2 separate regions of the Homo sapiens genome follow, and region 1 is linked to region 2. Evidence: read pairs that join two places in POLR2A ChIA-PET (ENCODE). Cell type or tissue: Panc1. All regions are shown on one strand. Each heading gives the region's core, and the rest is flanking DNA. Links, peaks and the distances in the headings are about the cores only.

Evidence for each region. Peaks named below come from ENCODE experiments on the same cell type or tissue, not always from the same donor. Only the 100,000 strongest peaks of a DNase experiment are listed, where the experiment ranks them.
Region 1: POLR2A ChIA-PET joins it to region 2 with 5 read pairs; 7 of 35 experiments call an interaction of 5 or more read pairs at or near these places.

What each region holds. Positions count from the first base shown.
Region 1 is chr6:110,802,434-110,814,461 of GRCh38, reverse strand. The region is part of intron 1 of CDK19 (cyclin dependent kinase 19); the gene reads left to right. Among named protein-coding and RNA genes, the nearest start is that of CDK19, 7.0 kb to the left of the region's middle. RefSeq lists an enhancer at 133-242. In Panc1, for the core only: no CTCF peak of the experiment used is centred there; no DNase peak of the experiment used is centred there.
Region 2 is chr6:110,530,267-110,542,294 of GRCh38, reverse strand. LOC105377940 (a long non-coding RNA gene) reads left to right here. Exons shown (of 7, transcript XR_007059703.1): 5 at 1-107; 6 at 4,579-4,719; 7 at 11,353-11,613. Among named protein-coding and RNA genes, the nearest start is that of SLC22A16, 60 kb to the right of the region's middle. In Panc1, for the core only: a CTCF peak has its summit at 7,421; a DNase peak (open chromatin) is centred at 4,944; H3K27ac peaks cover 1,082 bases.

The sequences.
Region 1 (12,028 bases), core at 2,502-10,501, 270 kb before region 2:
CTTCGGGCTGGCCGGCCCGTTGGCTTCTCTATGCAGTCCTCCCATCCCTGTTGTATGCCCGGCGTCCCGGGTTTCTCATTCTCACATTCTGAATTGCGTACCTTCCCCCTTCGAAGGAGACCTGATGGGCTAGCTGCGTTTCGCAAGCGGCAACTTAAGAGTTGGCTGAATTCTCTGCTACCCACCCTTTACCTTGCAGCCCCTTGGGTATCTTGGGTATTATGTCCTCCACTCCATCCTCTGCCAGATGACTGTGGGCTGGGGCTTATGGAGTACCTATATTATCAAGAACGGAATACGAAGTGACAGAGCTGGGCCTGAACCTTTGTTTTCCTAGGAGTTGAGGGAGAACTGTAGGAACACCTTGGGAAGCCTTTACTGGTTGTCCTCTTAAGAAGAGCTGGATAATGTACTGAGAATACCTGTCCTTTCTTGGTCCTGGAGGGCAGACAGCAGCTACAGCAGGACTGGTGGAACCAGCTTCCTGGCAGGAATTACCCTCCCCCAAAGCTAGGGACCCAGGAAGATGCCCTGTCCAGCATAGACTTTAAAGAGAGTCAAACTCTACGGAAGAGGATTGTAACGGACCATTTCTGAATAAAGTGATGATCAGCCACAATGACATTAGTAAAATTTGAAGTGCCGCTTATCTTTGTGCGTGCTGTTATAATTTGATGTGGTTGGTATATGAACTCTAGGACTAAAGTACGTTGTGTGCGTATGCACTAACTTCATAAAACAACTCTATTATAAAGTGTTTTGTCATAAGGTATCGTGAAAATTGCAAAGTGCTATCCAAGTGTAAAGGATTATTATTATTGCAGAATTTTTTTTTTCTTTTGTAACTGAACAGGCCTTAAGGTACTCAGTTGTTTCTCATAATTCCTTTAATTACCAGGTGTCCTTGAATGCTTATCATGGAATGTGAGATACTATAATTAACATATTTTGGTTTTGGAATATCCACTCCACCTGTTATACTAGTGTTCTTGTGGGAATTTTATCAGTTATATTTGGGGAAAGCACATCCAGTTTTCCGTTTGGACATTGTTAATAAATCTGAGGTGGGTTTTTCCCATACTCCTCATGCTAACTTTGTGGTATACTTTTGGTTTTAAAAAATGTATCTTAGTGTTTTTTTTGTTAAAATAGCTTTCTTTTATTAGGGAACTTTTGAGAAGTTAAAAATTCTGCTTCTGAATTGTATTTGAATAGTATGGGCTTACAACAAAAACCAGATAATTCTTGCTTCTATTCTTTTTGAATATTTTTCCCCTCTAATAAAGTACTTGATTCGAATACACTTCCTTTTTGAGTGAAATTTGTTAATTAGAATTAATAAAGCTTCTTTACTAGAGTAAGATTAGTTTGTGTGTCTTCAAAATATAATGCTTTTTTTCTAAAAAAAAAAAAAACCTCTCAGGATCTGAAAGCATTAGTTTAAATCACTGTATTACGTATAAGAAAAACCGTAATAAAGGCTTTTTTCCTGGATGAAAGATCTGGTTGAGATTTGCAACTTTACAGTAAACACCCACGTCTCTTGTGGGTTGGTAGTGGGATTAATTTTATGTTCATTGATACCAGCAATTTGAAAGAACATCTGTGTCCTTTGGGTTCATGTTAAATTTTTTTTTTTTTTTTTTTTTACTGTTTTAAACAGTGGGCAGATTTGCATAGTAAAGGATTTTACACTCCGATCATGGTAGATTACAGTTTAGCTCTTTCTAGATTTTATTTTGGTTAACTCAGAAAATGCATAATGCTATTTTAGGGAGCCAGAAATCACATAGGTTACATTAAAGATAAATGATTCTGGTATATATAATGTAGTATATAACCAAAACATTGTTCAGGTCTTTAGAAGAAACATTAGAAGAAATAAAATATCATTAGAAAAGTTTAATACTACAGTTAGCAAAATGTTATTTCCCTTGAAGTATGACTTTAGGCAATATTAATTATATCACAAATTTATAAGAGGCTGGAAATGCAAGATTTACATCTGAGTTTTTCACCTTTAATTAAAAATATTCTCTGGGTCGGGTGCGGTGGCTCACGCCTGTAATCCCAGCACTTTGGGAGGCCGAGGCGGGTGGATCACGAGGTCAGGAGATCGAGACCATCCTGGTGAACATGGTGAAACCCCGTCTCTATTAAAAATACAAAAGGAATTAGCCGGGCATGGTGGCGGGTACTTGTAGTCCCAGCTGCTCGGGAGGCTGAGGCAGGACAATGGCGTGAACCCGGGAGGTGGAGCTTGCAGTGAGCCGAGATCCCGCCACTGCACTCCAGCCAGGGCGACAGAGCGAGACTCTGTCTCAAAAAAAAAAAAAAGTTATTTGTTCACCTTTTTGTTTTGCAGGAAGAGAGGCTTTTGACCCAACTCTCCTTTTTATTTAATATTTATACTTTTGAATATTTTTTGTAGAGACCGGGTCTTGCTGTGTTGCCAGAGCTAGTCTTGAACTCCTGGGCTCAAGTGATCTTCCTGTCTCAGCCTCCCAAAATGCTGGGATTACAAGTGTGAGCCATCATGCTGGACCTCCAACTCTCTTTTACTTTAAAAAAAAAAAAAAATCCGGTTTAAAAGTTGTTCTTTTTTTGTTTTTTCGTTTTACAGACAGGGTCTTGCTGTGTTGTTCAGGTTGGTCTTGAACTCCTGGCTTCCCAAAGTGCTGGCATTACAGGCTCATGCCACCACACCCAGCCAAATGTTACTCTTGAAGAGAAACAAGTTCAGAATATTTCTGAACTTTTTAATACAAGCAAGAATTCATAAAATAAATTTTCTTCATTATTAAGAAGTCGCACATGACAATTTATGGTTACAAATTTCAAGACTGCATTTTTCCAGTTAGAAACATTTAAAAATTTGATCGATAAAGGAATATTGTTAAAAAGTTCTTTTGTTGGCCGGGCGCCGTGGCTCACACCTTTAATCCCAGCACTTTGGGAAGCCGAGGCAGGTGGATCACCTGAGACCAGGAGACCAGCCTGGCCAACAAGACGAAACCCCGTCTCTTCTAAAAATACAAAAATTAGCCGAGCGTGGTGCCTTGCATGGCTGACACAGCTTACAGAGTTTGTTTTGTCAGGGTTTCAAATGAGTGGTTGATGACTACATAACTTAATGTATGTCATGAAATTCTTCACAATGAGTACATGTAGATGCATATAGCTAATAGGTACAATAGTATTTGCCTGTGTTTGATGGGTTTTTCACAATCGGTTTGTAGTTAGATTATTGTATTTGCATTTTTGTTGGACACTTACAGAAGATTAAAGATTTGTCAGTATCATCAGAGGATTAGAACTTTCCAAAGTTTTAGATCATCTAGTTCAATTTCCTCTTTTTACAAATGAGAAACCTAGAGCTTTGAGAGGTTAACTGTCATGCTCATAGTGTCACAGCAGAGATAGCCTGTAATCCACATCTAACTCAAGAGTTCTTGCATTTTCCTTCCTAATACCATGGGAGGAAAAACAAAAAAAGGCCATCTTACCTCCAGTCTTGATAACTTACTGTATAAACCTTTTTGCATGCCAAAAGTGCATTTATACCAAAAAAAAATATGGAAAAGGGAAATTATCACATATACAGGACATTTACAAAGTGGGAGTGCAGGACTGTAGATTCTACTACATGTAGCTGCTGCTTTTCTTTTTTCTTTTCTTTTTTTTTTTTGAGATGGAGTTTGCTCTTGTTGCCCAGGCTGGAGTGCAATTGTGCGATCTCAGCTCACTGCAACCTCCGCCTCTTGGGTTCCAGCGATTGTCCTGCCTCAGCCTCCTGAGTAGCTGGGATTACAGGCATGCACCACCACGCCTGGCTGATTTTGTATTTTTAATAGAGATGGGGTTTCTCCATGTTGGTTAGGCTGGTCTCGAACTCCCAACCTCAGGTGATCCACCTGCCTCGGCCTCCCAAAGTGCTGGGATTATAGGCGTGAGCCACCTTACCTGGCCATGCTGCTGCTTTTCATCTGTTTTTTTCTTCATCCTCACTGTCAACACTTTTGGCCATTATTTCTGATTTGGATAGTAGCTGGTTGGTCTCTCACTATAGTCCAAGATCCAAATTGCTGCTAGTGTCATTTTCCTATAAAATCAATCATGTCATATCTCTTTTTGGAAAGCTATACGTTTGCTATGGCTTATACTATCAGATCCAATCTCATCTCTTTCTCTTCTCTCCTTGCATGATTCATACTTGAGACTTAGATCCAATTTTAATTCCTTAGTTTGTCATGTAAAGACATTTACATTCAGACCCTGAAGTCTGTAGTCTTTATACCTGCCACCATTTCTTTTTTCCAGTTGCATTTAAGCTATATACTTCTGTAGCATTGAACTCGTATTTTCTGGTACTTAAGTCCTTTCATGTCTCATTTTCTTTGTTCTACATTCACTTTAGAATGGTGTTGCTGTGCCATTCTTCCCTCCCCCTTTTCCCTTATCCTTACAAACCTGTAAAACTCATACTTCAATACCCAACTCAAATAGCTTTCCTCCTTGAAGCCTTCTCTTAATCACTCGGTGTACTCCTCAGCTGTGTTTCTACCCCTTTGTTCTTACATATGTAAAGTCACTGTAAGTGATACTAATATGCCTCATAAATTACTAGCTGCAAAAGGATCATCATTCTGTCCAGTGCCTTGTACAGAGTTGGTCACATAATACACAAAATTATATTCAATTAAAAATGCCTTTAATTGGTAAAGATGCTCCACTGATTTTAAAAGCAGACCAAATTCCTTTAAAAACGCAAGTTTATTTACTTTTCTTAAAAAACGAAGTTTTTAGTAATTGCTTTGAAAGCCTGAAATACAGTAATGTTATATGAAATAGGTGGTTAGATGTAAATACTTCTAATGTATTTTTTCTAAGAAATGTACTGCTTTTCCAAACAGTTGATAAATTTCTTTTTTCATTTTTTTCACTTGAGACTGTCTCACTCTATCACCAAGGCTGGAGTGCTGTCGTGCAGTCGTAGCTGACTGTAGCCTTGAACTCCTGGGCTCAAGTGATCCTCCTGCCTCAGGCTCTTGCGTAGCTAGGACCACAGATGCACGTGCTGGCTAATTTTTGTTGTTGTTTTGTAGAGACGAGGTCTCACTGTGTTCACTGTGTTGCCCAGGCTGGTCTCGAACTCCTGGGCTCCAGTGATCCTTCTGCTTCAGCCTCCCAAAGTGCTGGGATTACAGACATGAGTCACTGTGCCTGGCCCATTTCTTTTTTTTTTTTTTGAGATGGAGTCTCGCTGTCTCCCAGGCTGGAGTGCAGTGGCGCAGTCTCGGCTCACTGCAAGCTGCGCCTCCTGGGTTCATGCCATTCTCCTGCCTCAGCCTCCCGAGTAGCTGGGACTACAGGCGCCCACCACCATGCCCGGCTAATTTTTTTTTTTTTTTGTATTTTTAGTAGAGATGGGGTTTCCCCGTGTTAGCCAGGATGGTCTAAATCTCCTGACCTCATGATCCACTTGCCTCGGCCTCCCAAAGTGCCGGGATTACAAGTGTGAGCCACCACGCCTGGCCCCATTTCTTTGAACAGATATTAGATATTGCTAAGGAAAATAGGCATATTTTTGAGAAATAAATATTTTCTCTTAGGCCAGCTCTTTTAGAATTGCTAGACTAGTAATCTGTCTTCTGTGCTTTTACTAGCTATTTTATAGAGATGCTTAGAAAATACCAGTATTTAAATACATTTTAGGACAAATTTTGGTTTTATGGGTTTATGGTAAAAAATTAAGTATCTTTAACACTTAGTAAATGAAGTAGACATCTGTTTATGTTTAACTGGTTTGTCATTTTTGTAATGCAAGCCTTCAAAAACTTTTTGAGGCCTAAGGGAAATTAATGTGTTCTTTTTCAATGAAATTTGATAATCTAGAGCAGTGATCAGCAAACTTTTTCTGGCAGATACTAAATATTTTAGGCCTTTTGGGCTTTACTGTCTCTGGTGCAATTACTCAACTCTATTGTAGTGCCAAAGCATCGACAGATAATACGTAAACCAGTATGGATAAGGATGGCTGTGTTCCAGTAGACCTTTATTTATACAAATAAGCAGTTGGCTGAATTTAGTCTGCAGGCTATAGTTTGTTGACTCCTGGTGTAGAGCAGTGATGTCCAATAGAACTTTCTGCAGTGATCTGAAAATGTTTAGCATCTGTGCTGTCCAATATGCTAGCCACAAGCCACACGCCACACATAGGTATCGATTACTGGAATGTAGTTAGTGTGATTAGAAACTAATTAGTAGCTATCACATTGGACTGTGTAGGTTTAGAGTCTTTGGATGAGTGGCTTAGCAACAAATAATTCTCTGATCCATCAAGTGACCTTTCAATAAAAATGTTTAAATCAGGGTGTGGATAAATAGGAAAACTGTTATGTCTTTTTTCAAGTTACAGGAGAAATATTAAGGCTGAAATAGCTTGATAAAGCAAACCAATACTTGAAGAACTATCAATTTATGAATGGAATCAAGGATATTTAACTACTTTTTCAAAAAAGTATTTTATGGCCGGATGAGGTGGGAGGATTGCTTGAGCCCAGGAGTTTGAGGCTATAGTGAGCTATGATGATGCCATTGCACTTCAGCATGGGCAGCAGAACGAGACTCTCTTAAAAAAAAAAAAAGGTATTATAAAAAAAAGTTTGTAAATAGTATATGTGCGTAAAAATATACAATGTGGCTGGGCGCGGTGGCTTATGCCTATAATCCCAGCTCTTTGGGGAGGCCGAGGTGGGCAGATCACTTGAGGCAAGGAGATCAAGGCCAGCCTTGCCAACAGCGAAAACTCCGTCTCTACTAAAAATACAAAAAATTAGCCGGGCGTGGTAGTACACACCTGTAATCCCAGCTACTCGGGAGGCTAAGGCACAATAATTGCTTGAACCTGGGAGGTGGAAGCTGCAGTGAGCTAATATTGCACCACTGCACTCCAGCCTGGGTGACAGAGTGAGACTCTGTTTCAATAAAACAAAAATAACAAAAAACCACCAGTGTAACGTAAGTCATCCCTTTCCCAGCCATTCTTTCCCTTTTTTAGGGGCAGTCATTCTTGGTTGTCCTTTAAGAGGATTTTCTTTTGGGGTATGTGCATGTGTGTTAACTTAAAGATGTCATTAAATATGACATGCTAGTGTGCTGCACACTTTTCTATTTTTAGATCATGGCTCACTGCAGCTTTGGCTGCCTGGGCTCAAGCAAGTCTGTCTCTTGGGCTCAAGCGATTGTTTCACCTCAGCCTCCTGAGTAACTGGGACTACAGATGTGGGCCATGCCCAGCTTTTTTTTTTTTTTTTAAATTATTTGTAGAGATGAGGTCTTGCTATGTCTCTCAGTCTGGTCTTGAACTCCTGGCCTCAAGTAATCCTCCTACCTTGACCTCCCAAAGTGCTGGGGTTACAGGCATAAGCCATCATGCTTGGCCCTATTTTTATTTTTATTTTTATTTATTTAATTTATTTATTGAGACGGAGTCTTTCTCTGTCACCCAGGCTGGAGTGCAGTGGGAAGATCTTGGCTCACTGCAACCACCACCTCCCAGGTTCAAGCAATTTTCCTGCCTCAGCCTCCTGAGTAGCGGGGACCACAGGCATATACCACTATACCTGGCTAATTTTTTGTATTTTTAGTAGAGACAGTGTTCACCATGTTGGCCAGGCTGGTCTCGAACTCCTGACCTCAAGTGATCCATCTGCCTCAGCCTCCCAAAGTGCTGGGATTACAGGCGTGAGCCACAGTGCTTGGCCCATATTTTAAATCTTAAACATTGCTTAAACATTATGACATATCTATATACAGAGATGCCTTGTTTCTCTTAATAGTTTTGTTGTATCTCATTGTATTGACTTACATCATTGGCTGTCTCCAGTCTTGCTAGTACTAACACTGAAGTGAATATCCTAGTAAGCACAGCATTTTGTACCTATTAATGTGTCTGTAAGTTAAAGTCCTAGAAGCTGTTTACCTTTGGAAGTAATGGCTTGGAATGGTTTACTAATATGGTGATGTATAAGATAGAAATATCTGAAGACTGGAGATGGGGGGGTTGGCTAAGAATAAGGAAGTGAAATGTTAAGACAATAATAATTTTTTTTTTTTTTTGAGATGGAGTTTCGCTCTTCTTGCCCAGGCTGTTGTGTGATGGCACGATCTTGGCTCACCGCAACCTCTGCCTCCCGGGTTTAAGCGATTCTCCTGCCTCAGCCTCCCAAGTAGCTGGGATTACAGGAATGCGCCACCATGCCTAGCTAATTTTGTATTTTTTAGTAGAAACGGGGTTTCATCATGTTGGCCGGGCTGGTCTCAAACTCTTGACCTCAGGTGATCTGCCCACCTCGGCCTCCCAAAGTGCTGGGATTACAAGCGTCAGCCACTGCACCCAGCTGACAGTGATAATTAACACATAAAAATGAGCTATAAATCATTTGTTAAAGGAAGTACAAGTTACTTACTTTTTTTTTTTTTTTTTGAGAAGTGTTATCCAGGCTGGGGTGCAGTGGCACGATCTTGGCTCACTGTACCTCTGCCTCCTGGGCTTAAGCTACTTTCTCATGGCTACTGTTTTAGGAGCATGGAAAAGGCATGTCTCTGAGTTTTACATAGGAAGAGTAGATCCATGGAAAGGTTTTTAATGCAATCTATGTCAGTGTTGATGAATTAAGTATTTTTATTTTTTAAAGTATATAAAATATAGTGTCCTACATTTTTGAACTTAATATGCTAGACAAATAAGTTCATATGTGGTGTTATAAATTGTGTACAGTTGACTGTTGAACAGCAGGAGTTTGAACTGTGTGGGTCCACTTACACGCAGATTTGTGAAACCTGCGTATATGAGGGCCAACTTTTTGTATAGGTGGGTTCTCCAGGGCCAACTGCAGGACCTGAGTATATGTGGGTTTTGGTATATGCAGGGGTCCCAGAACCAACCCTTTAGGTATACTGAGGGACATCTATTTGTTTTGAAAAATTATTCTATAGTGCAGGGTTAGATGACAATATAGAAGATTTTAAAGCAATATATTACAATTTGTAATTTTCTTGGTGGTAAACTATTAGAGTATTTGGATGTTTAAAAACTAATGTGTTTTTTTAAAGATCAACTTGTTATAATGTTGTGACTATATAATATTAGTGGTACTTTGGGATTCTAAAACAAAGGGACAAGATGAACAACTAGCATGACAATTTCTTTAAAACCAGTAGTATCTAGAACCATAAAGGAGTAGCAGACAAAGCTATTTAAAGATTTTTGTCCATTTACAAATAGCTGATTAGTCCAACACTTCCTGTAATAGCTGTTTTGAATGTGCACTGTACAGGATAAAAGAGAGTCTCACGAGAGAAGACAGGATGTAATTCAGGATACAAGTGTGCAGCAGTAGTTATTTATTGAGGGTTTGAGTTCTTATCCAGAAGTGAGTGATCAAAGAGAAATAAAAACCTGTAAAGTCCTCAAATAACAGGTGTCTTTTTTTTTTTGTTTTGAGACGAAGTCTTGTTCTGTCGCCCAGGTTGGAGTGCAGTGGCGCGATCTCGGCTCACTGCAAGCTCCGCCTCCTGGGTTCACGCCATTCTACTGCCTCAGTCTCCCGAGTGGCTGGGACTACAGACGCTCGCCACCACGCCCGGCTAATTTTTTTGTATTTTTAGTAGCGACGGGGTTTCACCGTGTTAGCCAGGATGGTCTCGTTCTCCTGACCTCGTGATCCGCCCGCCTCGGCCTCCCAAAGTGCTGGGATTACAGGTGTGAGCCACCGCGCCCGGCAACAGGTCTTTATAAAATATCTTTAACTTGGCGGGGTGTGGTGGCTCACGCCTGTTATCCCAGCACTTTGGGAGGCCGAGGTGGGCGGATCACGAGGTCAGTTCGAGACCAGCCTGGCCAATATGGTGAAACCCCGTCTCTACTAAAAAATACAAAAATTAGCCCAGCGTGGTGGCACGCACCTACCCTGAGTAGTCCCAGCTACTCAGGGGTCTGAGGCAGGAGAATCGCTTGAACCCGGGAGGCAGAGGTTTCAGTGAGCCGAGATCGCGCCATTGCACTCCAGCCTGGGCCACAGAGTAAGACTCCATCTCAAAAATAAAAAAGAAAAAAGAATCTTTAACTTGAACTATAATATGTCTTGCTAAAGGAAAAATACACTCTTCTTATAGAGGCTTTAAACCTATTGTGTATTTTCTATTTAAAAACATTTTTTTCAGTGAGGGTTTGTGATGGATGATCTCAGTTACTAAGCTGAATGTGATTAGGGAATGGATTTATTTACCAAGTAGGCCAGTTAACTTTGTTTTGTTCTGTAGTTATAGAACAAAACCTATTCATGGCAAAGTGTTTTGCTGATATTTGTAGATATTTAAATTTGGACAGAAAGGTAAGTCCATGGTTTCTGGAAAACTCCCTCCCTCCGTCCCTTTCTCTCTTTTCTTTTCTTTTCGTTCTGTATTTCTTTCTTTCTTCTCTTTCTTTTCTTGAGACAGGGTCTTGCTCTTGTCACCCAGGCTGAAAGTGGTGCAGCCACAGCTCGCTGTAGCCTGGACTTCCTGTGCTCAAATGATCCTCCCATCTCAGCCTCTTGAGTAGCTGGGACTACAGGCATGTTACCACCATGCCTGATTAATTCTTGCATTTCTTGTAGAGACAGTGGATTTTTCCATGTTGCCCAGACTGGTCTCGAACTCCTGGGCTCAAGCCATCTACCCGCTTTGGCCTCCCAAAGTGCTGGGATTACAAGTGTAAGCCACTGCACCCAACCTCAGTGTAGTTATTGTAATTGCATTTTAAGAGTGACTTAAACACTGAGTAAATCCTATTATTTTAGGATTTAGGTGCAAATTTAAAAAAGGACTTTTCTGTTTTCTGAAAGGTTTTATGTAATTTGATCTTGTCTTACTTACAAAACCAGAATTCTATTAACTGATTTTTCAGCAATCTGTTGATCTTTGTTGTATATTTGTATCAAAGTGGAAATAATTTTATGCTATTAAAATTATGAAACAATGGTTACACATGGTAAAAAAACTTAGTATAGTTGTATATAAAATGAAAAGTAAAAGTCTAGGCTGGACGCGGTGGCTCACGCCTGTAATCCCAGCACTTTGGGAGGCCAAGGCGGGTGGATCACGAGGTCAGGAGATCGAGACCATCCTGGCTAACACAATGAAACCCCGTCTCTACTAAAAATACCAAAAATGAGCCGGGCATGGTGGCAGGCTCCTGTAGTCCCAGCTACTCAGGAGGCTGAGGCAGGAGAATGGCGTGAACCTGGGAGGCGGAGGTTGCAGTGAGCCGAGATGGCACCACTGCCCTCCAGCCTGGGCTACAGAGCAAGACTCTGTCTCAAAAGAAAAAAAAAAAAGTCAAAGCCTTCCTTCTTACTGTCTGTGCCGGAGGCTGTCCTTGTCACATCTCAGAGGTAACCAGTGTTAACCATTTCTGTTTAAGTTTTGCTGTTGCTTACTGTTGCTTACCATTATAACTTTAAATAATATGCATATAATTCTGCTTCTTGATTTATCAACTTTAGGCAATTTTTGTTAAGTTTCCATCAGAGAAGCTGAGCAATTTTGTGAAATCATACTACCCCCTTTTGTTTTCTCATCCTAACCTTCAAATTTATTGCTTCTATTTTAATTTGTTTCTAGTAAATACTTTTATGGCTTTAAATTATAAACTTAAATTTCTTTTTCATTATGTGTCAATTTAGATACTATCTCTGATGTCAATGTGAATTTTTTTCTTCTTTTAAATTTTAGATTTGGGGATACATGTGCAGGTTTGTTACATGGGTAGGTTTGTTACATGGGTATATTGCATAATGCTGAGTTTGGGCTTGTATTGAACCCATCACCAAATAGTGAACATAGTACCCAGTAGGCAGCTTTTCAACCCTTTTTCCTCTGTTTTTCCCCTTTTGGAGTCCCCAGTGTCTGTCGTTCCCATCTTTATGTCTGTGTGTACCCATTGTTTAGCTCCCACTTATAAGTGAGGACATGCGGTATTTAA
Region 2 (12,028 bases), core at 1,759-9,758:
TGCTATTTACTGCAAAGCAGAATTCTGTATCCAGAGGGGTTGTCCTGGACTCCACTCAAGAGGTTTAGCTTTTAAAGAGCCTAAAGGATTCCTGGCTTATCTGTTGGGTGAGTGTGAGAGTCAGATCCCAAAGGATTATATGATATGATGGATGATTTAGCACGCTGCTTCACAGGAATTTAACAGAAATATAAGATTGCTCAGCTGGAGCAGAATTGTCTAAGAGACAAACCTTTTTAAAACCCCACTAATGTATAACCTCAAGCCACAACTGGATTCAATTACTGCGTGGAAAGAAAGGCATTTTCTTATAAAGCCACTCTGTTTCCGTGCCTGGCTGTGAGCTGGGTCAGCCATGACAAAGATAAGCTTGTGTGTTGTTTTTGGTTGTTTTTCCTTTCAAGCTCTTCCCCTGGCACTGCCAGGCCCCAGGCTGTTTGGATCGGTTGTGTGGAGGCCAGTTTACTTGTTTTGGCTTTCAGCCTTTCTGTTCAGCATTGATGATAGAAGAGTGGGCCTGTGTCCTGCGTGGCCAGTGATGGGCTATCAGCATGGCTTGGTGGTGGCACCATGCCCAGGTGCCCCTTAGGAGGCACACAATGTTTAGAAGCCACACAGTTTGTGAGGAAGGTGAACATTCTAAGGAAGGAGACTGGCAGAGATTGTAGGGGACTCGAGAGGGGTCTGGGCACAGAAGGGTCTGCGTATTGACATTCTCAAATATTAATACAAATACCTAACATGTGGAGTGCTTACTCTCTCTAGGCCCTGTCCTAACAGCTTTACATATATTACTTCATTTAAACCTCCCAACAATCCTGTGAAGTAAATGTTATTATTATATCCACTTTACAGACGAGGAAATTGAGGAACAGAAGGGTACATAGTTTGCCCAAGGTCACACAGTAAGTAGCTGAGGGCCCACGTGCTTGATCACTCCATTGTCAAAGAGTATGGGACAGAAACTTTAAAACCATGACATGTGCATTTATGCAGACACTAAATATTTTTACAGTGTTCTTTATTCATTATTTTCCTTAACATAGTATATTAATACCTGAAAGGCATATTTGTACTGTTATATAGCATGTTTGAAATCACAAGAATGGAAAGACCCATTTGGTTCAGTCTGCCTTGGGGAAGATAAGAATATATATATAGAAAGACCTAGCCAGTGCAATAAGGCAAGAGAAAGAAATAAAAGTCATCCAAATAGGAAAGCAAGTCAAACTACCTCTCTTCACTGACTGTATGATTCTATACTTAGAAAACCCTGAAGACTCTGCCAAGAGGCTACTAGAACTGATCAATGATTCTAGTATGATTTCAGGATACAAAATTAATGTACAAAAATCAGTAGTATTTCTATACACTAAAAATATCTAGACTGAGAGTCAAATAAAAAACACAGTCCTATTTACAATAGCCATGAACAAAATGAAATACCTAGGAATACAGCTAACCAAGGAGGTAAAGATCTCTACAAGGAGAACTACAAAACACTGCTGAAAGAACTCAGAGATGACACCAATAAATGGAAAAACATTCCATGCAAATGGGTTGGAAGAATCAGTATCATTAAAATACCCCTACTGCCCAAAGCAATTTACAGATTCAAAGCTATTCCTATCGTATTACCATGTTATTCTTCACAGAATTAGAAAAAACTATTCTAAAATTCATATGGAACCAAATAGCCAAAGCAATCCTAAGTAAAAAGAACAAAGCCAGAGGCATCACTCTACCTGAGTTCAAACTATACTATAAGGCTACAGTAACCAAAACAGCATGATACCAGCACAAAAACAGACACATAGACCAATGGAACAGAATAGAAAGCTCAGAAACAAAGCTGTGTGCCTACAACCATCTGATCAACAAGGCTGACCAAAAAAAAAAAAAAAGGACTTTCTATTCAATAAATGATGCTGGGATAGCTGGCTAGCCATATGCAGAAGAATAAAACTAGACCCTTACCTTTCACCGTATACAAAAGTTTTCTCAAGATGGATTAAAGATTTAAATATAAGACCTCAAGTTATAAAAATCCTAGAAGAAAACCTAGGAAATACCCTTCTCAACATTGACCTTGACAAATAATTTTTGGCTAAGCCCTTAAAAGCAATTGCAACAAAAAACAAAAATTGGCAAGTGGGACCTAATGAAATGAAAGAGCTTCTGCACAGCAAAAGAAACCATCAACAGAGTAAAACAGACAGCCTACAGAATGGGTTGCAAAATATTCTCAAACTATGCATGTGACAAAGGTCTAATATCCAGAATCTATAAAGAACTTAAATCAACAAGCAAAAACCAAATAACTCCATTAAAAATGGGCAAAGGACATGAACAGATACTTCTCAAAAGAAGACATACAAGCAGCCAACAAATATATGAAAAAAGTTCATCATCACTGATCATCAGAGAAATGCAAATCAAAACCACAGTGAAATACCATCTCACACCAGTCAGAATGGCTTCTATGAAACAGTAAAAAACAACAGATGCTGGTGAGGCTGTGGAGAAAAGAGAGTGCTTATACAGTGTTGATGAGAATGTAAACTAGTTCAGCCACTGTGGAAAGCAGTTTGGAGATTTCTCAAAGAACTTAAAACAGAGCTACCATTTGACCCAGCGATCCCATTATTGGGTATCTACCCAAAGGAAAACAGATCATTATACCAAAAAGACACATGCACCTGTATGTTCATCACAGCACTCTTCACAGTAGCAAAGACATGGAAACAATGTAGGTGCCCATCAGCAGTGGACTGGATAAAGAAAGTGTGGTGCATATACACCGTGGAATACTATACTGCCATAAAAAAGAATGAAACATGTCCTTTGCAGCAATGTGGATGGAGCTGGAGGCCATAATCCTAAATGAATTAATGCTGGAACAGAAAAACAAATACCCGTGTCCTCACTTATAAGTGGGAGCTAAACATTGAGCACACATGGTCATAAACATGCGGACAACAGACACTGTGGACTACTAGAGGGAGGAGGGAAGAAGCAGGATGTGGGTTGAAAAACTACCTATTAGGCACTATGCTCACAAACTAGGTGCAATGTGCCCATGTAACAAACTGGCATGTGTACCCCCTGTATCTAAAATAACAGTTGATATTTTTAAAAAAGAATATATATAAACATATATATTATATGTAAAGTATATATATTTTAGGGCCTGGCACATGATACTAATGACTCATATGGAAAGCCAGCGAGCTTTCATAAGATATTGCACACAAGGAAAGTTAAGAACCAGCTTGCTGGGCTGTCTGATCACTAGCTCAGGCTTTCTGCATGAGCTTGGCTTTCTGATAGGAAAATCCAGGGCTCTGAGCCTGGAATGAACATATGTATGGCCCAAGCTCCACCAGCAGCTTAATTCACTGTGACAATTATCAATTGGTTGCCTCTCAGCTCCAAATTCACCCTTCATTACTCGCTCTTCGAGAATGATGAGGGTTAGGCTTTGTCAGCAGGAAGTCCTGGAGGGACATTGTGAGAGAAAATGGCTGCTCTTCCTAGTTCCAGGGGGCTTGCTTTCTCAGGCTCTTGCAGCCTGGACAGCTTTCTCTGCAGCCCCAGGTGGCCAGCAGCCTGAGATGCCTTCCTGCAGACAGCTTCCCTGGGCACCTCCCTGTGAATGACCTCTGCCAGATCCCCCTCAGGAAGCTTTGCAGTAGGGTGCACAAAATGGGGTACCGCCCCTTGGATGGCTTCCCTGGCACCCGCTTGGGCAGCTTTGCAGTGGGTGCCTTCCTAAGCACTCCAGAGACAGGTTTCTGGACAGCCTCAGCAGTGAGGCCCCTCATGAACTTTTCCCCCATCCTGAAAGCCCTGGCCAGACCCTCTTCCATGAGGCCTGGATCTCAGCTCTTCCTTGAATGCTCTATCTCAGTCCTAGGGGAGATAGCTGCTGTCTGTATCAGCTATTCCTATATTCTTTAGAGCTCTCTTTACCGGTTACTAGCCAGTCTTTCATCACTTCAATCCCCTGTTACTAATTTGTTATAGTTAATTTTCTTGTAGAAATTACTGATTTGTCTCCTGTTCAGAGTTTAGTACATTCACCATATTTTTTCAGCCCACCATTTAAAATAAAAATGTAACTCCCTTTACATGAAAAACACTGCAAGAAACATGGAAGCAACAAAAACAATATGAAAACACTTTCACTATTAATTTACTAAGTTAGAAGATTCTATATTCTCTTTCAGTTCTTGGCTATCTGTCTGATTTTTCCGTATTTGTAACCTGCGTGCATAATTGAGTCTGCACTCTAAGTTTATGAGTTGACTTTAGCTTACGTAAGCAGTTTGATAGCCCTATAGTCCCCAAGTAGCCACTGGTCACATAGTCCTTGCATTTGTCATCAGGCAAGGCAATATAATATTCCATTTTCTTCACGTGCTCAAATTTGCTAAGCTAGTTCCTGATTGTGGGATACATGGGTTGGTTCATGCTTTTCCATATTACAAAAAGCACAGATCAAAATATTTTTGTTCAAGTTGCATCAACCCCACCTAATTTTTTCTCTTGTTTCTTCCTTTCTCGATTCTCTAACAGTTGGGCTCACATATTTTCCCACCGATAGACAAGAGATTACCAGAAAAGGGGTGAGGAATCCAGAGAGAATGTCTGCATAAGAAGGAGGGTGGAGATTTCTTACTGAACTAAAGGCTTCAAGAATTGGCAAATACCTGCTCAGTAAGTATCTCCTGCCAGGAAAAGAACCAGTCTCAGAGGTGGAGGCAGAGGGGAATCATTGGTTGGAGAGGAGGAATTTAGACTTGGGAAGCAAGGTCGTTCTAGAGATCAAGACTGTCTTTTCTTCAGTCTCTCATAGTGTAACCTGTGACTAATGCATTAGTCATACTGAGCACGTGGAAACTACACAATATACACTAGAAAAACATTTTAGTTCTCAAGAATAGCCTCAAAATCAGACAATGCCTGAAGTAATTGAGAGTGGGAAGCACATTGTGCAAGTGATTACTGCTCTCTGACATTTTAAACCACCAATAACTCAATTGTTTCCTGAATTCCCAGAGAGTCAGAGAACATGAAAAAACCTTCTTTGTCACTCAGTGGAGTAAATGTTAATCTCATACTTAAATCTTTTTCTTTTTCACATAAAAGTGTTCCTGGTATAAAGCCCAGAAAGAAGCTTAAGCATAGCACCCCCTGTATTGTTCATTTTCTTGTTCATACATAATGTTTACCTGGAAATTCTTTATTTCACACTTATTCTTAAAAGTAATTTTGCTGAGTCTCCAAACAACTGTTTTCAAAATTTTCTTCCATTTTTCTGACTTGGAATCACTAGAAATTAAAACTGTGCTTTTCTTAAAGCTCTATAAACTGAAGCTAGCAACTTAAACTTCGGGAGAAACAATAGCAACATATGTAATTAATATATATATATATACAACTTTTGTGCCTGCCTGATGATGTATGGACTTCTCAGAAAGTTCACTTGAACACCCGATTCGAGCCACAATCCAGAAAAATCTGTCAGGTTGCTACTGCAACCTGAAGATGCTTGAGAGACTCTAGAAAAACTAGTCTATCAACTGCTCCAGGACATTCACCTTTGCTTTCCTTCTGTTTCTGTAGAAATGCCTCCTATTAAAGATCTGTTTGCCTGCATCATATATAGTGGCCCACCCTGTCTGCAATGCCACCTCCTAGAATGAGACACAGCTGTTTAACTGATCTATTCTCAGGACTAAGAGACTGACTAAAGAAGATACGAGGATGATATATTTAAATTTGCTCTTTTCTGTTCCTTCCAATTTGTCTTTCCATTTCTTTGTCTATCTCTAACAAGCTCTAAAACAAATTTCTCCAAAGCTATCTGCTTGTCTTTTAATATGTGAATTTTTTTAAGTTTCAAAGTGATGACTGAAATATTTCACCCCAAAATATGGCTCCCTGGTATAGTGAGTATGTTGAATTCAACACCCTTAGAGATCAACAAGCACTAGAAGAGGCTTTTCCCACCTACATAAAGATAGGAATGATCCACCGAGGAGAACAATTGCTCTTGTTCTCCTCCGTTATCTCATTATCCATTACAGGAAAGAAGACCAAGAATGTAACCACACCTGAACGGAACCTTTTTGAGATAATGACTGTCTCTAAGGATCATTTACATTCCAAGAACTACTTACAAGTTAATTTCTGCTCCCTGATCCAACCATTTTCCCTGGTGATCATTTATTGCCCCTCAATACAATTATTCTCCTCCCCATTCCCATAACCCATTCTATCCGGATTCAAGCCCCCATTCTTTCTGTAACCTCAAGATAGCAGGTAAGCTGCTGTACCACATTGAGAAGTTGGGTCTTCATTCTGAAGGTTCCCATGTGTACACACTAAATAAGTTTGTATACCTTTTCCCCTATTTATTATTATTATTTTTGAGACGGAGACTCCCTCTGTAGCCTAGGCTGGAGTGCAATGGCGTGATCTTGGCTCAGTGCAACCTCCACCTCCCAGGTTCAAGCGATTCTCCTGCCTCAGCCTCCTGAGTAGCTGGGATTACAGGTGCCCACCACACCTGGTGAATTTGTATATTTTTAGTAGAGATGGTGTTTCACCAAGTTGGCCAGGCTGGTATCGAACTCCTTACCTCAAATGATCCACCTGCCTCAGACTCCCATAGTGCTGGGATTACAGGCGAGCACCACCGTGCCTGGCCATCTATTCCCCTATTTTTTTTTTAAAGTAGTTTTGCTGCACATGCAATTCTCATTTATTTTCGCTTATCACTTTGAAGATATTGTTCCACAATTGTCTAGTTTCTGTTGCTGTATAAAGGTATGTTGCTAATAATTTTTGTAGATGATCTGTCATTTTTCTGCTTTAAGATCTTTCTGAGTTTAGCATTCTGCAATTTTATTACTATCTTTTGCAGACTGGGTGTGGATTTTAAAAGCTTTATCTTGCATGGTATATGGTGTGCATCTGTAACTGCCCAGTAAGTTCTTCTTGCCTGCTGCCCAGATAGAGCCAATTTATCAAGACAGGAGAACTGCAATGGAGAAAGAGTTTAATTCGTGCAGAGTTGGCTGAATGGAAGAGTTTAATACACATAGAGCAGGCTAAATGGAAGACTGAAGCTTTATTATTACTCACATTAGCCTCCCTGAAACACAGTCTTGCAGGCAGGGGGCTAGGGAATGGGGAGTGCTGATTGGTTGGGTTGAGGATGAAATCACAGGGAGTCCAGGCTGTCCTCTTGCTCTGAGTCAGCTCCTGGATGGTGGCCACAAGACCAGAGGAGCCAGTTTACTGGTCTGGGTGGCGCCACTGGATCCATCAGAGTGCAGAGTCTGAAAAATATTCCAAACACCAATCTTAGATGTTATTCACAAAAGCAATTAGAAGGTTAGGAATCTGGTGCCCTCTGGCTGTATAACTCCTAAGCCATAATTTCTAATCTTGTGGTTAATCTGTTAGTTTTACAGAGGCAGTTTGGTCCCCACACAAGGAGGAGGTTTGTTTCAGGGAGGGGCTGTTATCGTCTTTGTTTCAAACTATAAACTAAATTCCTCCCAAAGTTAGTTCAGCCTATGCCCAGGAAGGAAGAGGGGCAGGTTGGAGGTTAAACGCAGGATGGAGTCAGTTAGGTCAGATCTCTTTCACTGTCATAACTTTCTCACTGTTGTAATTTTTGCAAGGGTAGTTTAACTTTCTATATCTGGGAACTCATCTCTTATCAGTTCTGGAAATTCTCTTTTATTATCTTTTTTAATATTGGTTTTTCATCTATTTTCTCTAGTCTTTTCTGCCACTCCTATTATATTAAATCTTATTCTATCCTCTATGTCTTGACCCCTCTTTGATGTTCTATCTTCCTGTCTCTTTGTGTTATATTCCAGGTAATTTCTTCAGATATATTAGTTAAATAATTCTCTTTTCAGTTGTTTCTTATATACTGTTTAATTTGGTCATTGAGTTTTTAATGTCAACAACTATATTTTTCATTTATAAATGTTTTACTTGGCTCTTTTTCAAATCTGCCTGGTCATATTTCATAGTATCTGGGTTACTTCCATACATTTATGATCTCATCTTGGATTTCTTTAAATATTTCCTATACAACACTTGGTATGCATGATTTTGCATTTAAAATGCACTATTTTGCATTTAATAATTCTAATACCAAAGTCTTGGGAGTGTAAATTTATTGTTTATTATTTTTGCTTTCTTTTCCATATGCTGGCTTATTCTCTTGCTGTTTGGTGGTGGTCTTTGATCCTGAACACATTGTGCTTGATCACTGGGAGTCTTGGGGTCCTAAGTTGAAGTTATGTACTCCAGAAGAGGTTGTCACTTGCTTCTTCCATGGCCCAGAGGACTGGTTGAGCCTCCTTCAGGGGTCATGGTTTACAGTGGGAGACCTGAAGTTGACTTTTGCACCTTGTAATGGGCTTGGGGCTTAGTGTCAGATTTTGTCCCACACTTACCTTTTAGCTCTTTCCTGGATTTCAGCTCACTGCCATTGTTTCTTTGCTTGGAGAGTTTGTTTGCCATTGCTGCAAGCCCAGCTGCGCATTAAAAAACATGTTGTATCCAGAATGTAGTAGAATTATAGCAGGAGGCCTTCAAAGGATCAGTTTTGTCAGAATAGTGAGAATGGATGGTGTGTGTTCGTAATGTTCAAGGCATATGAACACAACTGCAAGAATTAGACAGGCACAAGTAGGTGTAGCCCACACTTCAAAATTTTAGAAACAATAAGACATAGACATAGGAAAGAACTAGAGCACATTTCAAAGCTCTATCTCTCTTTCTCTGTCTGCATCTGTCTATCTATGTCTATATCTACAGCTGTATCATCTAAATGTCCTCACATGTAATACAAAGGTAGAGATGGGTGAAGAACTGATACCCAGAGTAAGTGTAGGATTTCCTTTAAGGGCCTGAAGCTGGTACTCAGGGTGGAGGAAACAGCATGAACAGAGGCACTAGGAGGGAATAAGTATGGGATCATCTCTGTGTCTCTGTTTATAACAAGGGCCTTGCCTCACTGTTATCCTTCTGGCTTCATAATTGCAGAATTTAGCTAGTAATTTTGTATACAAATATCCCTTTTGAGAGTCCCCTATAATTTCCTTATTTACAATATGGATGCCCATTAAAGTCCTCATAGTCTTATCAGGTGGCTTTTACATGTGGACAATGTAAGGACTGTATTATTTACTCCTTTGATGATCATGGTAGCTAGGGTGCTGAAATCAATCAAGCAACAGCATCTCAGAGAGATGCACCTTGTTTCCTACTTTTGCATGCAAAGTTGCTGTTTTTTCCTTTCATTGTCCACTTATTGAGGTGGGGTTTGAGAGTTCTGGTTTCTGTCTTTTAACACTAAAATCACCGCTGACTTGTCCATCAAGTCAGCAAAGTCTTTCCTTGGTACAGCAAAGTCTGTCTGGCTCAACCTCCATCTGGGCCTGTGGCATTCTACTGAACTTTGTAGTTTTCTCTATTCTTCAAAACAAAACTATCTGAAACAGGGTCTACTTCTGGGTTGTAAATTAGTTGTAGAAAATCTGGGCTCTGAACAAAAACCACATTTGAAAGCACATGTCTTCTCTTTTATTGGCTTTTGCTCTAAAAAGCAAAGGCTGAAAAACAGCTGTTAGCTGTTTATAGAGTATTTTTTATTTAAGTGTTAGACAATAGCTGTTTTCTTCTCCACTTACAATGGCACATTTTTTCTCAGGCCAGTTAAGTCCTCTCTCGGTGTGGCCCTGGGTATTTGTATGCACCTCCTCCCTTTCCCTAGGTTTCTCAGGAGACTAAGGGTTGTTGTTTTTTTCTTCCTTTCTTCAGTTTCTGGTTTTTGGTTTTGAATTCAGACTTTGGTCTCTCAGAATAGATGGCTGAATTTAGTCCCAGGCCAGAATCCTTCTGGGCCAACTCTACACAGGTATTCACAGAAGACACTCTAGAGGAAGCTTCTATAGGTGCAAAGTGTTGATGGTTTGTGGCTAGATGGCATGGGCAGAATTAGATATAGACGTAGTTATTGCTCTCTATTCTCGAGCCCTGAACATCGTTGGTTTGCTTTCCTCTATTAGGAATTCAGAAGATAGTGCTTTCCAATCCCCTCATCCTGGAACGTGCTCTGAGGACACTGCCATTGCTCATTATCCTCATGGTCCCAAGCAAGCAAGATCAGCAGGGCTCAGGGACATATTGCACATGAGTGAAAACACTCCCTAGCCTGCAAAAGGAACCAGCCAAAATGTTTTTCAGCACTCTTGTGCTGTGTGCTGCCATAGCAATTCCTACTATATAAGACAATGGTAACACCATCAAGTTACATGTTATACCAGGTTTTCCTGGGATTTTATTTGCCTGCAGTCTGCCTCCTTTTAATCAATTTCTGTTCTTTCAGATCATCAACTTGTATTGATTTACATATGGGGGAATAGTCTAACCTGTGATTTCTGGAAAAGACAGCTTCTTATACCTCACTAAGAAGACACAGGGGCTGGTTATATCTCCCTGAGATCTTAGACATTCAAATCCTGCCTAACGAACATGAGCCCCTTCATTTACCCATCCATCACACCATGGGCTGGGCCACCTCTAAACCAGTTTCTAGGACTTGGGAATTTTTTTTGTTTTTTTAGACAAGGACTCACTCTGCCATCCAGGCTGAAGTGCAGTGTCACAATCACAGCTCACAGCTCACTGCAGCCTCTAGCTCCCCAGGCTCAGGTGACCCTCCCACATCAGCTTCCCAAGTAGCTCAGGTGACAGGAATGCACCACCACACCCAGGTAATTTTTGTATTTTTAGTAGAGATGGGGTTTCGCCATGTTGCCCAAGCTTGTCTCAAACTCCTGGGTTCAAGCGATCCTCCCACCTCAGCCTCCAAAAGTGCTGGGATTACAGGCGTGAGCCACCACACCTGATGAACTTGGGAATTCTTACAAGGTGACACCAGGGAAGCACTGCAAGCTTGTTAGAAACTGCCTTTGCAAAACTTATAATGGTGAGAAAATTATGACAGTGAAAGAGATCTGACCTGACCAACTTCGTCTTGCCTTTAACCTCCAAACTGCCCTGGTCATTCCTGGGCATGGGCCAAGCTAACTTTGGGAGAATTTTAGTTTATAGTTTAAATGATAATAACTCTTCCCAAAATGAAACTGCCTTTATAAAACTAATAAAAGTTCACAAGTTTAGGATTATGAGAGGGATTTGAATTCTGCTAAGATGTAGGCATAAAGGATTATCAGCCATCATTCCAGAGGTCACCAGATTTGTAACTTCCCCAATTACTCCTATAAATAACCTCACTATTGTAGCCCTTTTGAGATGTTTTTCCAGACTTTTGTATTTCTGATGACTGGATGACTCCACCTGGACCCGAGACTCATGACTCACCCAGTCCTGTGGCCCCACCCAGAAGTGGACTCAGAGCAAGAGGACCATTTTCCACACCCCAATGAGTGCATCCCCAACCAATCAGCAGCACCTGTTCCCTAGCCCCCTGACCACCAAACTCTCCTTGAGAAACCGTAGCCTCCAAATTTTCTGGGAGGCTGATTTGAGTAATAATAAAACTTTGGTCTCCTATGTAGCTGGCTCTATGTGTATTAAACTCTTCCTCTATTGCAATTCCCCTGCCTTGGTAAGTCGGCTTTATCTGGGCAGTGGGCAAGAAGAATTCACTGGGTGTTACATGTTGAAATAAATATATACCTGGATAACAGACAAGCTTTGTACCCTTCACAGAGACTCTAGGAATTTGCAAATCTATAGTGACAATGCCACCTCCAATCCCCCAACAACCCTCCCCAAAGTACTCCTCCGTCTTATTCTGCATCACACATAACTAAACACATTTTGCTCTTATTTAATAAGGGAAAAACACATTGTGATTGTTGCTTTTAGAATAGTTGGTCCAAATTAGATAATTAGAAAAATAGTTCCCATAGATGTAACTCAAAACAGTAGGTTTGTATGACACTATTTCAAAAACAAGTTTTGT